Regions from separate parts of the Mus musculus genome. Here region 1 is linked to region 2. Evidence: chromatin contacts called from ENCODE Hi-C or POLR2A ChIA-PET data. All regions are on one chromosome and are shown on one strand. The core of a region is the stretch at or near the end of the contact, and the rest is flanking DNA. Distances in the headings are between cores, read along the strand shown.

Region 1 (5,316 bases), core at 468-2,967, 95 kb before region 2:
GATGGGTACCTCACTGGCATGTCCTCATTGGACCTTGCTAAGAGTTTACCTTTGAAATGACATAGGGGAGGCTCCCATCCATTCTTCTGATAGCATTGGTCCTGCAAGGCACACTATAATTGCCTCTATGTTTGCTGCCCTGGAGCAATCCACAGTTTGTGGAAGAGAGATTGTTCTTCACCAAGGGGGATTTAAGAGACAGTGGGAAGAATCAGATAACCATACGCTTGATGTATCATACCAGTTTTAGGAAAGGGCACAGTCAGAATTGAGACTCTAGAAATTAATTCCCTTAAAATTAACTCAGGGATTCATAGAAAGCCATTGTTTTCCCTCCAAGGGGCCAGCATTCCATTTGCACTGAAGACCCCATGTGGAGTCCCTAGGAACCTATGACTCCCTCCTCAATTGGATGGGTGTTACCAGCTCTCTGGTACCCAGTTCAGTTTTAAGCTATTCCCTTGAGATCATCAACTCAGTTCTTCTCATGAAGATCCAAGCTGACCCCAAGAACTCACATGAAAAGCTGCCATGTGTGGTACAGGCTTATAATTCTAGCCCTGGGGACACAGGGACAAGGAGGATCTGTGTGGCTCATTGGCCAAGTTGCCTGGCCTAATCCATAAGGCGCAGGTCCAAGTAAGAGAGCGGGGGATCCTATCTCAAAAACACATGGAGGACGGCTATTATGAGTAACAAGCCCAAGGTTGTTACATCTGGCCTCCACATGTAAACACACACACACACACACACACACACACACACACACACACACACTGTAAAGAGAAGGATGAATAAACAATATTCCATTCCCATCCAAATACACGTTTTCGGGGACACAGTTTCAGTGTCAGAGCATCTGGCTGCAGACACAGGTTTTTAAAAGTGCTATAGTCACAGTGCAAAGATTAACAGATCAGCCTTTGTGCGCACAAATATCACATGTCTGAAATATCACATGTCTGAAATATCACATGTCTGAAATATCACATGTCTGAACCCAGAAGGGCTGACCTCCGATGACTCAGGACCTTAGTTTCTTTTCTTGTGGATGTTTTTGTTTAACTTTCTGATAGACATCTCAAGGTAAATCTTATCTGATTCAAAACAAAACAAAACAAAACACAACAGCATCCCCCAGCCCCCACCTCCGTGCTTCCCAGCAAATATATTAGCCCTCCACCAAAGTCAGTCTAACAATAGAAATGGGGTTTTGCCTATTCTTTGAAAACAAATGTGAATCTAAGGAGAAACATTGAAACATTTTCTAAACCAGCCCAGCAGGCTAAGAAAGAGCCAAGTGAGAGCCCCGCTTCTGTCCCCTCTTCCTAGCCTCTATACCTGACCCAGCATCTCTCCCCTCTCTCCCCCATTTAAAAAAATACCAAAAACATTGCTATGATTAATGGCTAAGGAGCGAGGCAGAAATGTAAGTTATCTATTTTAGGTGTAGACCAGATTGACTTTCCAACTATTCCCTTTTTAAAGCCACACTTGTCTCCCAGTGACAACCACGGGCTCCTTCCATTTTCCTTCCCAGGCACACTCTTGAAAACTCGTGCTCTCTCCCAGGGACCCCCTACGGAGGGATTCAAGCCTGGCTGGCTTCCTGTGGCAGAACTGGATCCACTGCAGCTTCTGCAGGAGCAGCTGCCCTGCCAAGCCCAGTGGCCCGGCTCACCAGGTCACATACTGCTGCACATTCCCGGGCAATATTTCAGAAGCTTACTCACCGTGCCACCCGCTTCCCCCACCCCTGCTCCCAAACAAGACATTAGGAAGGAAACATGAGAGATTGTACTTTAGCCTAATTGAACAATAGCCCTTATTTCATCCTGAGTAAGATAAATGGGCTGTCGGACCTCACTTCTCACTTTATCTGTAATGAGGTTTCTCTCTCAACTGTTTACTGAAGTATTAAAAAGCACTTTGCCGCGCCTGCTGGTATATTCCATCAGAGAGAGTCAATAGAGCAGATGAAGACGTATGAGAAAGCCAGGGAGATAAGGTGCCTTTTATGAAACTTCAGATTCTAAACCCATTAGAAAGAACAACCTCCCCGTGATGAATTCAGAGGGAAAAACAGACGGTTTCTCCCGCAGCAAAGTGACTGTTTTATATGGCAGGACATCGGACAGGCTTTCTCAGGGTCAGACCATGGTGGATAACTAATCGTAGTCATTAACAAGGTAAGAAGGTGCCAGAACTGTGGGGTCCTAATAGGCCATTAGTGCCTGAGAGGAGCACACACTTCTCGGGACCATTAGCATCTCTGCAGCGGAGGCACTTCAGTGGATTCTTCTCAGAGTGATGCCCTACGTCAGTTCTTGCTCAGGCTCTGTGTGTGACTGTCCGTGGGCCACGCTCACATGTTGAACGCTACAAAAGTGAGCACAGGGGATTTTAAGCCTGGGTGTGATGAACTTATATAAGTCACTCACCTTCACTGCAGCCTGGTGTCTTTCTTCCCTTACATCTGTTTGATGGATTGAAATTGTATGGATGAATTAAGCGTGGATTCTTTTGCATTGTATTCTGTAAATGTTTTTTTTTTCCCCACGATGGAAACATCCCATCCTGCTGGAAAGTTCCTTAAGCAGGAAAGTAAACAACTCAAAATAGCTTAGGGAAGTCCCTGAAACTGAGCAGATTCACTAAGCCCCTCCCTGCCTGGGTAAGCCATGTCCCTCTGAGCCTAGGGGAACAGAGTGGCTAAGACATCTCTCGGAGGAGAAAAGCTGCAGATACTCTGAGAGCAGACCAGCTGCCTGGAAGAGGTTTAGTGCAGAGTCAACGGAAGAGAACACTCTCTAACCTGTTGAGCTGCCTGCAGGCTGGGCAATGAGCTCCAGGTTTCCCGGGTTTTATGAACTGTCACTCATGCTAGGGGAGCCTTTGGTGATGCTGCTGTCTTTGAGTCATTTCTGCTCCTGTAAGTAACCTCTCACCCACATTCCTTTAAGTAACCCCAATAAAACTCACCGATTTACCAGTTGCACTTTGGTATCTGTATTTGGGTCTGTCATGAGTTCTTTATCTGGGGTGAATTAGATACACACCTTCCTGTTTTGTCAGGCAACACATTGTAGTGGGCATTTAGAAACTGCTGCTACGAAAGAGCGTTGAATCATCGTTTGGGCTCCTGAGAGTTTAGGCTCCTGAGATTCAAGTTTGGAAGCTCTGTCTCCATCTTGAGGGTCTCTTTCAGTTCTACTATGGTATCTCTGCTGTCTGAGTCAGCTTGTTAGTCACACAAGGAGTGTCTGTCTACCTTGCCTTATCTCCTCCCTCCTTCAAGGCTAAAGGCACAAGACAGATAAGCCAGGAACCTGTGGTCAGTTACATAGGATTCCAGGAAGAGCACTGCCAGCCATTGCAGACTCCCTCCTCAGAGGATGTTAACTATTTATGAAAGCAGAGTTGCCAGCTGGTGCAAGGGTAGGCAGGTCCTGAGAAGCACACCATCTCCTCCAGCAATAAGAACAACTATATATACCATCTTGCAGAATCAGAAGTGTGGCCGCAGTGAACACCCCCTATCTTGATTTTTCTCCATTTATTGTCTCTATAATTGGTGTGTTGATACAGGTGTTGATGCCTACCCCTGTTGGAGATTGGTTCAACTGCTTTGATTCAATTGGGAATCTGTCCACAGGCTAAAGGTCCTTGTACCAAATGGATCAATCAATAAAGATGCCAGCGGCCAATGGTTGGACATGGGGCCGGACCCTTAGAGGTGTGTGGGTTAAGACTCAGAAAAGAATGAGGCAGAATTGCCATGACATGTGGAAGAAGAATGGGATGGATGTAGGAGCTGCAGGAGATAGAGCCAACCAGCCATGTGAGATTTCAAGTAAGTGGCCACTGGCCACTTCCCTAATTGGGCCTGGGGTAGCAGAAGAAGGTTTAGGAGTGCCCAGCCTTTGTGGTAGCTAAGGCATTTTAAAAGTAAGCTAATGTGTGTGTGTGTGTGTGTGTGTGTGTGTGTGTGTGTGTGTGTGTGTGTGCCTTTCATTCGAGGATCCAAAGATATAGCTCCTGGGTGAGTGCACACATGAGATCCTCCTGGAGCACAAAGCAGTGTAGCCCAAACTCACTGCTACAAACCATGTTGGGGCACTGCCCAGTAAAGCAGACTCCCTCCTCAGATGGTGTTAATTATTCACGATGATGAAGTTGCCTGCTGGAGCAAGTATAGGCAGCTCCCAAGAAGCAGACCATCTCCTCAAACAGTAAGGACTAGCTGCCAGAGCCCAGGCTGTGGTCCTGACACTTTGGCTACAGTTCCATTCAACAGTCTGCAGGCCCAGTGTGTCCGTTCACGTAGTGGAGAGGACAGGACCCGACCCGCAGATAAGAACTGAAATGGGTGTGGCTCTTTAGGAGGAAAAGTCAAATATCCTTGGGTCAAGCCCACACTGACTGTTCTTGCCTGCTTCCAGTATCATGCACAAACCGTCGTTCTGAGGCAGATTAAAGTAGTTACCCCCTTGTCCTGTCATCTGCTTTTCTGTCTGGTCTCTTAGATGCTCAGTGTCTAAAGCATGGGGCCAGGTTCTGTTCATGTCTTTGTGATCTTTCCGGAACTGCTTCTGATATACACTTGGTATAATGCAACATTTATGTTCAGCAAATTAAATGGGTGAATAAATAAGTATAAAATATACATAATAAGCTGGGAAAATGGACAGCATAATGAGAAGATCCCTAGATTAGGGACCATATTAGGAAAGAAATTGTTATTATTATTCTGTAAAAGTCTTATAGTGAGCAATGTCTGTTCAATCATTTAGGGTTGGGTTCACGTTGGTAGCTACCGCATTATGCTCTAGGTTCAAACTGAGTCTGTGATGTGAACTAAAACAACTCTACTTGTCTTTCAGTGTAAACTGAGTCAGAAGCTAACAACCTGCACATCTAATGGATTATTTAAGCCTAAGCCAACGTACAATTTGGAACGAACTGACTCTGGTCTGTCAAAACTTGCTATTGATTCAGACATCCAACCTTTTAGGCCTCTCAGATTTTGTCACCTAAAAACATGATTGATGTCCTTGTGTCCCTGTGATGGTTTGAATGAAACTGACCCCCACAGGCTCATAGGGAGTGGCACTGTTAGGGGGTGCGGTCTTGTTGGAGTAGGTGTGGCTTTGTTGGAAGAAGGCTTTGAGGTTTCAGTAGCTCAAGCCAGGCCTGCTGGCTTATTTTATCTTCCTGCCGCCTATGAACCCAGATGTAAGAACTACCAGCTACCTCTCTAGCATCACATCTACTTGCATGCCACTCTGCATCCCACTATCACAACACAATGAACTA
Region 2 (5,310 bases), core at 2,370-4,869:
GGAAACTGAGGGAAATGGTGCCTATGTTCCCTTTGGCTGCACCCTGATCGGCAGGAGAAATGGAGGCTGCAGGACTGTGATCTGGCTAAGACCACAGGATAGGTGAAGCATGGGGTTATAACTAGCATGAGAGAATATGAAAGGGAGAAGTTAAGACTTGGTAAGTTCTGCCTTTTGGTCCATCTTTTGCGACAGTCTTGTTATATAGCCTGGGCTGGATTGTAACTTGCTACATGTAGCCCAGGTTAGTCTCAAATGTCTGATCCTCCCATTTCAGCCCCCTGAATGCCGTGATTACAAACAGCAGCTCGGATTTCAAGAGGCATCACCACGCCTGGCTCTCACTTTTTAAGTCTGGGAAGTAGATGAAGTTAAGCATTGTATTCTGGGTAATCACAGAGAAAAATGGAAAATTAAGAATCGGGGTAAATCAATTTGATTTAGATGATAGTTATTAAAAGTTAAAATTTGAAAACATTTACCTAATGTTCTTTTTAAAACTTAAAACTAAACAGCACAGTGTCATGGAGAGAGAGAAAGAGAGAGATTATAGAAGCTGTTTTGGAGAATACTTAAATGAAATAATATAGTTCTGACTAATGACCTATGGTCTTATTTGTATTTTATTTTTCTAAGATAGTATGTACTTATTTGTGGTCCTCATTCACAAAGAACAGAATGAAGTTGACACCTGCCCTAAAAAGGTTTCATTCTAGAACTTTGTATCAAGAATCAAATAATTACCAGGAAAGTTTTCTGAGTGTCAACTAAGGTTGAACCTAACATCTGGATTTCAACACTTCAGTACCATCAACTGTCAATGATGCTTCCAGTTGGGACCACTTGTAACAGACCCGTAGAAGTTAACTGGACTTGAGGGTCAATAATGACTTACAAGTAGGCTCCATCTGTCCAGGATATCCGACCTTTGCTTGTAGATGCCCCAGTTCACTCAGGAAACATTCCACTTACATGACAAGGTACTGTCTTCCCCTCCATGTACGTCAGTACAGACAAAAGGTAACCAGAAGCAGGCACTTCTCTAAGGTGAGATCCAGTCAGCACACTGGGAAAAGGAAGTCTCAAGAAACAATAGACAATTGAAAGGTACCTGAGAGATCAGGTACTGACCACCACTGATGCTGATTTCCTGGAGGAGATAAATTCTTAGCTGAAAACTGAAGGCTGAGGGGTGGCAAGATGTCTCAGGGGGTAAAGATGCTTGTCGCCAAGCCAAGGACCTGAGTTTGATCCTTAGAACCCACATGATGGAAGGAGGTTCAGATGGTAACTAGACGACAATCATTTTTATGGGTGTAGGAGAGACAGCTTCTGAGAGAACGAAGTAAGTGAAATTCACTAGAGCAAGTGTCTCCTGCACAACCCAGCCTGTTTGTTCTCTCAGTAGAACAAGCAAACACCGGGAAATAAGCCTGGTAGACAACTTTAAAGACAAACTCTACCTTAAAAGCAAGTGGGAGTGTTTAAGCACAACAGCTTTAGATTTCAGAGATGTTGCTCTAGATGGTAAGGGCAGAATGAGAAAGAATTAGATGTGGAAGCCAGTTAATGGATCATAGGCAAGCCAATATACTGGCCTGAATAACCAAACTCAACCCAAATGTGCATAGAACACATGTCTAGCTTGGGCAATAAGGAAGTTGATAAAGGCAATTTTTACGTAAGAGTCTCAATGCAGAAAGAGGCAATTCGAAGAAAAGCCAGTGGGCTGTTATTTTCAAGAAGAAAGGTCTCATAGTATTGAACTGGTTTTCAGGTATATTTTGGAAGTAAGAATAAGAAAGGCTAGGTAATTGCCAGTATATGCAGTACATAGGAAGGAGTCAACAAGACATCTGAGTTTGAAGTTAAGATTGGGTGGACAACCACCATGGCATACAGGTAGCCATAAGTTCTTCCTACTCTAGTCCTAGCATGTACTGACATTTCTTTGCAATGCAATTCTGTCACTCTTCCCATTCGGCTGTGGAGTTGGGAAGAGTTGTTCACCTGTGGCGTGGTCTGGGGACTTACTCTGACAAGTCTAATGTGATGGAGTTTGGATCTATTTACACAGTGGGAGGATCTGGCTTTCTGTTTTTAGCCTTGTCTCCCAGGAGGGAATCTGTGATCTCCATGGCAAGGTCTTAAGAGGCTTCTGCTCTTTTGGAGTATTGTCCTGAGACGGCTGTGAAAAAGAAGTCAGTCATTTACTGGGAGATGAGTTAGCAGCAGAACTGAGCGGTCCCTGTTAATGGCACTGACTAGAACTACAGTAGCTTTGGGTTTTTAGTTAAATTCACCAACTAGCTCAAACAGTGCATCCATGAGGGAACTGCTTCACTAACATAAAGGATGGTTAAATTGTTTAAAAACATTGATTGGCAAGGGGGTGGGGGCAGGTATTTACAAAGCCATAGCCTACTGAGATTTTGAAGATAGTTTGAAAACATTACTCCTTTGTTACTTTTGGTAGTGGTAACACATTCAAACGACTACAATGGGAGGGAAAAGCCAACAATTTACTTATGTTTCCAGTATAAAAGTTTAAAGGGATGTTCCCTAAGTGTTTTCTGAAGTACCAGATGTTTCAAAACAACATTGTATTGCAATGTAAGACGCTAAGAATCCACTCTTTGGACAAAGTAAGAAAAGCAGAGACAACGTTTGTGAACTATAAGACCTATGAAGAACAGAGTATTTAGAGACCTACGGTATAATTTTAACTTTCCAAAATCTTGGACAAATCACTTAAGTATCCTAAGTACAAAGACATGTAAATATGGGTGGAAAACTCCCATAGAGGAATTTACCAAAAATACAGTTGCTTCATGAGTAGCTAAGTAAGTCAAAACCAGGTTAACTCCTTTCAGAGATTTAGAACCCGTGTCGTCTGGTTAACGAGGAAAACCGCTTGTCTGGACCAAAACCCTTTAAGGTTTGGGAGTTTGTAAGCAGCGGTAGTTTCATTCACTTGTGTCTCACTCAAAGAAACGTCCCTCCTTTCTAAGCATTACTGACTATGTACCCTCTGTGCTCTGAAAAACCGATCCTAGCTGCCTGAAGCGAGGAAACCATCGTCTCTAGAGCTCCGGCTGGAATTCTGCCACGTTTCATTCCGGATGGAAGCGGCCGCTAAGGCAGCCCGTTCCACGGGCGGCTCCCAAGCGTGGCCCCGGGTTTGCCCTTCCACATCCGCGCTCTCCGACCAGCCTTGAGGCAGCCCCAGAGGCGGTCCACACTCACCGCTTGAAACGCAGTCGCCAGCAGCAAGCGCAGCCCCAGAGCGGGCCGCAGCCACCCACCCTGCCCTGCCGCCATCCCTGCGGTCTGCCGTCAATCTTCAGGGGTCTGAGGACCCCTGTGCCGGGGACGTCCACTGCACTGCCTGACGCGAAACCCGCCGCGAAAGGCCACTGCTACAAGCCTATTATCCCACAAAGACGAGTGTTAGTTAGGCGACCATGGGAGCCTGTAAGTGATCGATTGTTAAACAGTCCTCAGGTTCTTTTAGAGATTCAAATTAGGCATTTTCCTAAACTCCCCACACCGGGGCTTCTTATTCACGACATTCAATCGGCTATCCACGAAGCCCCAGCTCGGCCATCAGTAGCCCCGCCTCCTCCAAGTTTACCCAATCGGACAACGCCTTGCTTGAGTCCCGTGACAAGGAACCCAACCGTAAATCGAACCGAAAGGGCGAGAAGCGGCCTCTCTTCGGACCAATGAACACCACTGTACCGGAGGATGGGGGTGGAGCCTCTGGTTGCCGGGCAGCGTGCGTCAAGGCGTGCGCGTGGTGGCCGAGGGGGAGGGGAGGGGGCGGGCCGAGGGCGGCGCAGCCGCAGCCGCATCGCCACCGGAGGAGCGCGCGGCCGCGAGCGACCGAGGGAGGGAAGGGAGGAAGCGAGGGAAGAGGGCGTGCGGCCGTGGGGTCCCGAAGCCAGGGGGCAGCGGCAGCGGCAGCGGCAGGAGGGCGCCAGGGCCGTCGAGTGGGCCGGGGAGAAGCGTGCACCAGGCGGCCGGCGCTGGCTCCCGCGGGCGGGAGACCGGAGAGGAGGAGGGGGTCGCTGCGGCGCGGCAGTCCGCGCAGCTCCCGGGTCGGGGTCTCCTCCCGGCGCTTCGGTCGCCCTCGGGGCCCCGCTCCCCGCCCCCCGCGGTATGTCTTGATCGCGAGCGGCGGGTTTCATGGGGCTCCTCAGGATTATGATGCCGCCCAAGTTGCAGCTGCTGGCGGTGGTGGCCTTCGCGGTGGCGATGCTCTTCTTGGAGAACCAGATCCAGAAGCTGGAGGAGTCCCGGGCGAAGCTAGGTGAGGCAGCCGAGCGGTGCGCCGGGGCCGGGCTGGCGGGTGGGCATTGCCGGCTATAGCAAGTGGGCTTCCTCAGGGGGCCTCGGAGAACCTCGAGAGCTGGGACCCGGGCACGTCGAGCTCCCGCCACCGGGGAGGGAAGCTGGGCTGATGAGCTGCACGCGCGAGGTCTCTGGCCAGAGGGCTGCCCCGTCGGCCCTTCACTGAGAGAGGGGACCCAGGTCTGCCTGGAGCTGGTGCTGCTGGAGGACACAAACGCTCCCTCTCTCTTCTCTTCCAAATCGTTCTGCAAAGCCCCAGTCATGTGCAGAGATGGGGACTGGAATTTGAATTAGGGGCACCTGGGCACAGGATCCTTTGGGGATGGTGGTCGTGGGGAGATTCGTCGCGGGGAGATGGGTAGAAATGGAAGGAGACTCCGGGAATGATGGGGAGTGAAAGCGGCTCACCGTAGTGAGTGGCAGGCATGCCTGAGCCTAGGGCAGTAAGGGACCTTAGAACTGACAGCTTTGGTAGGCTGGCGGTGTGGGACAGCGGAGCCGATGATGGCACGAAAAGGAGACATCTGGGGGACTGAAGTTCTTTATGAGTGACGCTAAACTGGTTGATTTGGGCTTCAGAGTGGGGTCGTAAGTTTAGGCTGATTGCATGTACAAGAGGGGAACGTTGAGGGTTTGGAATTGCAGGGTTTACCTTGTGAAAGGAAAAGAGTGGGGAGAGTGAACCATATGGGTCTCTTAAAGCGTCTCTCTCAGTGCCCGAATGGAAAAGGGTGCTTGAAACACAAAATTGGAGTGCGAACTTGTGCAACAGCAGTCGAAAGCGCGGATAGTCGGGTGCTTCCGGATAGTGGAGAACTTTGGTATTTGGAAGTGCTCTGGAGACAGGGACTTAATCATTGACGCGTTTTGATTTAAAAATGTATGTGACACTTGAAAATCAGCTCAGAGAATGTAATTTGAATATGGGAAACAGCTTTTGCATACACTTTGACCTTG

What was found. A loop is a pair of places that touch in the nucleus more often than their neighbours do. ChIA-PET counts read pairs that join two places held with the same protein, here RNA polymerase II (POLR2A).
Region 1: a map of Patski shows a loop between it and region 2 (1.9-fold over the local background). The contact joins the enhancer-like site here to the promoter of Selenof in region 2. A Hi-C loop is called at or near these places in 1 of 37 maps with a recorded cell type or tissue (Patski). POLR2A ChIA-PET finds 5 or more read pairs at or near these places in 2 of 5 experiments (Patski and embryonic stem cell).

Annotation. Positions count from the first base shown.
Region 1 is chr3:144,661,477-144,666,792 of GRCm38, reverse strand. No RefSeq gene overlaps it. Among named protein-coding and RNA genes, the nearest start is that of Sh3glb1, 56 kb to the left of the region's middle. Within about 2 kb of position 1,717, at least 1 of the 3 ENCODE cell types and tissues checked has a DNase peak (open chromatin) inside an H3K27ac peak, as active enhancers do.
Region 2 is chr3:144,568,736-144,574,045 of GRCm38, reverse strand. It overlaps Selenof (selenoprotein F), which reads right to left and starts at 3,619. Exons shown (of 5, transcript NM_053102.2): 1 at 3,247-3,619. The coding sequence starts at 3,321. Hs2st1 (heparan sulfate 2-O-sulfotransferase 1) reads left to right here and starts at 3,830. Exons shown (of 7, transcript NM_011828.4): 1 at 3,830-4,312. The coding sequence starts at 4,189.